2 separate regions of the Homo sapiens genome follow, and region 2 is linked to region 1. The links are chromatin loops, found by intact Hi-C in ENCODE. Cell type or tissue: natural killer cell. All regions are shown on one strand. Each heading gives the region's core, and the rest is flanking DNA. Links, peaks and the distances in the headings are about the cores only.

Region 1 (2,927 bases), core at 221-2,720:
TGTTATAAGGGTCACCAATTCCTGCTAGCTTCCTTAGTCCTTGTGTAGACCTTTTTCAGTTTTGTCTATCATATGTATCTCTATCACTTTTAATTTTCTTAAGTCAGATGGAGAAATAAGAAAAAAAGTCATTCCAAGTCAACTGATTAGAGAATGAAGCCATAAGCTCTCTCTTCAGGCCCATTCTGGTGAGATTAGAAATAAGTCATAAAGGTTTTATATATCCATGTGTGTGTGTATGCATGCACACACACAAGACTAAAAAATGTTACATTTTAGCAGTTTTTCATTTAAAGAAAAAAATACTAAATGGTACCTATAAGGAATCCACAAGGGATGAAGCAGAAACATTTTAAAGGCTTAAAAATCTCACTCCGTAATGAAATAAAATAGTATATAAAGAAGGCAGACGATAAAAAACATTTTAAGACTCACAGAAAGCAAGGTTATGGTCACTGCACTTCTCAAGGGTGAAGTAAATGGGAAACTGAAAGTGGATGGTTACCAGAACGTGTGCCAAGGTTGTTTTTATCCACGTGCTTTCCCTGTGCTAAGCCCAGGAAGGAACAGGCACAAGAACACATGTCACTGTGGGAATCAACCCTCAGGCTTTCAGGCAAAGCTCTGTAATCAAAAATCAAAAAAAAAGAGAAAGTTTAAAAACTCTCTAAAGCCAGATAATACTAAATTTATATACACAATTGAATTCAATAATCGAATGGCTGATACAGTGGAATTCACGTACAGGCACGGGTACAGGCTTGGATTTTTGGGGATTGAGATTGTCCGTCTGTCTCGATGCCTGGGTTTCTCTCTACCTCCTTCACCTCCTTTATGCCCCGTGAGACACCCCAGTCTTTGACACTTCTGAGCTGTAGCAAAATCCAGAGGAAACTTTTACTTTGGGCTTGTTGTCAAATGCAGTCAGGCGAGCCAGAGCAGGGAGTGGAATTGGCTGCCATCTTTGTGTGCAGCCATTTTGTTTATTTATACTACCTATGTAAACTTGAAACTGTACCCTTCTTATTGTAGGTATTTATATTTTCAAGATGATTGTAGAGTAGGGGTATGCTTGGCTGAATTGATAGAGAATGGGCTACAGCTGAAGCTTCGGACACTGATTCTCCTGTGACCTCAGAACATTCTGTGAGTATAGCTGGAAACTACACAGTTCTTGGTTTTTCCTCCTTCAACTCTCAGTGATCAAGACAACTCACACCTTTACCACAACAGCTGTTTACCCAGCACTGAAGGCGGCTGCCAACCACAACATGAGGAATACATTTCCTCTTCAGAATGGGTGTTGGTGGTGTGTGGGTGCCAATGCAGCGTGGGGACTGTGGCCTCACACATGAGTAAGAGCTGGTGTCCTATAGCCTTCAATGCCTGTCAAATAACTGTGGAACATGTTCAGCCCACACACGTTGAGACTCCTCCTCAGACCATCTCGGCTTCTGTGATCTTTTAAAAAATTCCTCACTTCAAAGGTTGAGAGCTGCAGATAGTGGGCATTGTTCTCCAGCACTTGCTCTGGGAAACTTCCTTATAGGATTAGTGAGTAGGTGTGAGTGACCTTCAAAAAGGCCTTATAGGAATTTACCTCTTAACAGATCACATTATTAACTGAAAGTAACATTATAAATTGCATTTTGTAAAATAAAAAATGTGAGATTTGAGATATTCAAAAGCAAACAAAAAGAAAATAAGTAACTGAAGAAAGTCCAAAAGCTCTTAGCTGGTAAAGCTCTCAGTTTTTACTGATGCTTGGAGCTCCTCTGTGGCTTTATCTTTGAGTTAATGCTGTCCTGTGATGGTTTAGGTAGCGTCGATAAAAAGATCTGGTTTCTAAGTTATGGTTTTTGTTGCTGGTTTTTGTTTTTGTTTGGTTTTATAGGGAGAGGAGGTTGCAGGCAGAATGGCTTTTTCTTTCCGTGGAGAAAATGGTAGGAGACTATTTCTGAAGACATTTAAGATTTTGAAACTGTTAAGAATTTCAAGACCATCAAGTCAATCCTTCAGGGATCAGTGTGAAATTATTCCCTCAGGCAACATCTCTTCTACTTACTCCTGAGCAGTTTTAATTAAATAACTCAGTTGATGGGGCTTCTGGCACTTCCCTTGAGAGATTATTCACAATCCAATAACTCTTAATGTGAGAAAATTTTTCCTGACTTCAGCTATTTAACCAACTTACACTTTAAAAAAATCTTCTTTGTAATCTGCCTCGAGAGAAAGAGCCATGTTTCATAGAATACTGATATAAGAAGACTTCCAAGGATGGAGGTGTAAAACACAATATTCATACTTACTAGTGTTGTAAATAGCTATGTGCATCATATCTGCACACAGTGGTGACCGTGGCCAAACAGAATAAAATCTGGGCATTAATTCTGGGAGCATTTAGCTGCACCATTTAATGAGCAGAATCCTAAGAAACTTAACATTCTCATTTTAGCAGACAGGCTCTTAAGAACATACTTGTTCCAATTCTTGGCCAGCTACATAAAATTCTATATGCTACCAACACCGATATTTCCAGAATTGCTTAGTGAAGGGGTGTGCGTGCGTGTGTGTGTGTGTGTGTGTGTGTGTGTGTGTATCCTCTGTGTGGACAGGATCATTTCCTTCATGATATATAAAGAACCCGAGACTATAGCAAATTTTAAGTCATTTACCTAATTCATTTCACTAATAGGATACATTTATTTCTCTTTGCAAACTGGAAGCTCTAGTTGAATGTATACCTTTTTCATGTGAGAAACAGCCAAAGAATTCAGTTGTTGTATTGGTAATGTTAGTATATGTCTCCAAAAGAGATCCTTTGTAAAGTCCCATTAACTCCTGACATCAGATTTCTCAAAATACCTCTTTATTATCTTTTAAGAAACATAGTTGCTCATTTAAGTGAAATAAAGAATACTTAACAT
Region 2 (2,927 bases), core at 270-2,769, 210 kb after region 1:
CTCAGCTTGGATGCCTTGGAAAAGTCACCTGACCTCCAAGTCTGTGGCTGCCCATCTCTAAAACTGCTTGCCTTTCACACCTTAGAGGGTTGCTATGAGGATCAAAATATGAACACATTTTGAACATCGTCAGGCACTGTGAAATAAAAGATACTATCAGTGTGATTATGAGCAATGGTTTCACAGGAGCACTACACTGCCTAGAGAGCTAAAACATGCTCCTTTGCAAATATTTTCCTGCTGTGCTTTAGAATATCATTGGCCTCTGCCACCTTCCCCAATGGTGTTGCATTTTCTATGTTTAGAGATGGTGTTTCCTGTTCTTAGACTGTGACCCACAATACCCCTGACAGGCCCAATCACACCCGAGCGTGTGTTCTATCAAACTAGCAATTGTCCCCATCAGAGAGTTTGCCTGTGAAAAACTGCTTCCCCTGGTAAAGTGGCAGCTTTCCATGGAGGAAATCTGCCTGTGCTTTCACCAACACAGACAACAATGGAGAAGGGAACAAAAAACACTTTGCTATTTCACTAGCTCATGTAAAGGTCATTTCTCAACCTGTTTCTTGTGCAGTGGAAGGTGTTGATTATATAGCTCCAGTAATGTTGCCTTCTTGAATTCATTCTTGTTCTCAGGGGCTGTGCTATCTTCCACCTAGACCAAGTTTCATTACATTTAGTGCAGCAGAGCATGCAGATGATGTAGTTAGCATTGCAGGCAAAATAACCCATTCCTATACCTATTGTCAGCTTTCGGCATATTTAATATAAATGCAATATAAAAATACTTATAGTTGATTAGGATTGGAATAAATAAAAAAGACTTAGTTTCTGATTTTGCATTTGGCTGACTTTATGGATTTTTCTCTGGGGCTCTTTTTAAAACATGAATTTTCCTTAGCACAAAGAGTAAGAAAACATAATTTCTTTTAGAGAATATTTCTAATTTCTTTAGTATTTTTGAGTTATTGCAGGGTTCATTTTAAACCAGTCTTACTAGTAGCTAAAGGAATGCTATCTATTCCCTCAGGATCCTGGGCTGTTATTTTTGATTTTGGTGCTGATTATTTGTTAATATTTTAAATTAACATAAATGTGACTGAATTTAACTTTAGAGATATGAAGTATTTTGCTGTTAATGCAAACACATGACAAAGAAAATCTAATTTACAATTTAAATTTCAGAGTTGAACAAAAGCATACTGGATTCAGTTTCCACAGATAGAGGTTTATATTCAGGGTTGCGTGAATAATGACTTACGTGACCTTGACTGACCTTGACTGTGCCCTGATATCTACTCTCTGTCCTTCCTTGTCTTGTCTATCTGGTGCTTTGCCCTGGGAAGCTGACTTCTACAAGCCTCTCTGAGACAGGCACCAAAGCGATGGGCATTTTGGGGAGAGGATATAGTAGCTGTCTCTAAAACTTGGTCATTAATGTCCTTCTAGTTCTAGATCAAAGGAAAAACATGTCCAGGCTGAAACAGTAGGCTTACACTTAATGAGGATGTCCCCCACACTAATGAGGAGTTGCTAGGCTGTTCGAAAGCACTCATTTGGAGATAAGAATAATAACTTACTGGGATAATACCCTCTCTTATAAATATGAACTAAAAGTTCAAAGGTGTAAATGCGAATAGTATTAGCATCCTTTTCCTCCCTGAAGAATGTATTAAGAATATCAAAGCTCTTCAAACAGTGATCAAAAGTGACACATAGACCCAAACATATGATTTCATTTTATAATATGGAATTAAGATTTCCATTGAAAAGAGGTTGGAAATAACACCACGTCTTTTTTGAGGGAGGTTTCGGTTTCCCACGAGTTATCATAATATTCCAAATCCATACAAACTCTGGAAGTGACACTTTGCAGTCTAAATTTTCTCTTATTAATTAAGGCTTTTCGTTAAAGACAGAGCAAACAGGTTTTATATGGTATATTCACAGTTTGCCTTACGGAGAATAAACTTTCAATGATCCTTTAGCTTCATTCTATTTAAAAAGACAGCACTGTTTAAATTATTTATTTTTTTAGGTTGTCTTTTGTAACTGGAAGAAAAATAATTCTTCAGTAAGTTTCTATAATTTTTATTCTCATTAATGTATGAAATATTATACTTTTAAGTAAATTCATAATAGTGCTTCTACTGCATTTTAAAAATTCCTTCCAAGGGAGACAGCTTATGAAAGAACTAATATAATTAGCATTTTCTGATGGATGACTAGTGTCAAGACACAGAGAGGAAAATGCTTATTGCAGTTAAAGAATGCACCTGAATGTGTACTGCAAACAATAGCACAATGTGATTGAAGAAAATAAATTAAACTTATAATTTTGTTTTTGACAACCAAAACATGATTGTTCCTATTTTTATAATTTATATTGTCATAAGCATATTTTTATGGAAATTTTGATGTTTATTTTTTGTTAAAGATCTATAGCCAGTTGCCTTGGAATCTCTGCTGAGTACTTCATCAAGCACCTGCTGTTTGAAGAGGGAATAAGCCAGAATAAAATTCTCGCTCTTCAGGTAAATAGTTAGCTTAGGCTATGCATGTCTTCAAATAATTAAGCATATATTTCTTGGGGCCTATTATGTGCCAGGAACACATATGTTAGTAGGAGAAAAGAACTTTCAGAGAAGGACATTAGGTATATATTCTATAACATTTTATCGCAGGGAGCTCCTGACAATAATACAAAAGGGAACCTTTCATCTAACATTTGTATATAATCATGGGTATGTGAGGATAGCTACTTCTTTTTTATGAACTGAAGAAGGCAAGACTTGGAATTTTTATGTAAGCTTTATGTTAGTGAACACAAACAACATTAATAATAAAAATGATAAAGTCAAGATTTAACCTACAAATATCCTTTTTGGGTGGGCTGTATATAAGGCATTTTAGTAGGAAAGTAAAAA

Evidence for each region. Hi-C counts contacts between places; a loop is a spot of excess contacts. Peaks named below come from ENCODE experiments on the same cell type or tissue, not always from the same donor. Only the 100,000 strongest peaks of a DNase experiment are listed, where the experiment ranks them.
Region 2: a loop joins it to region 1, with 4 times the contacts of the local background. A loop is called at or near these places in 1 of 110 quality-filtered maps.

Annotation. Positions count from the first base shown.
Region 1 is chr18:69,933,951-69,936,877 of GRCh38, reverse strand. All of the region lies in intron 2 of CD226 (CD226 molecule), which reads left to right. Among named protein-coding and RNA genes, the nearest start is that of CD226, 12 kb to the left of the region's middle. RefSeq lists enhancers at 901-1,120, 507-1,706. In natural killer cell, for the core only: no CTCF peak of the experiment used is centred there; DNase peaks (open chromatin) are centred at 527, 1,297 and 1,827; H3K27ac peaks cover 2,500 bases.
Region 2 is chr18:69,720,927-69,723,853 of GRCh38, reverse strand. All of the region lies in intron 5 of DOK6 (docking protein 6), which reads right to left. Among named protein-coding and RNA genes, the nearest start is that of CD226, 230 kb to the left of the region's middle. In natural killer cell, for the core only: no CTCF peak of the experiment used is centred there; no DNase peak of the experiment used is centred there; H3K27ac peaks cover 447 bases.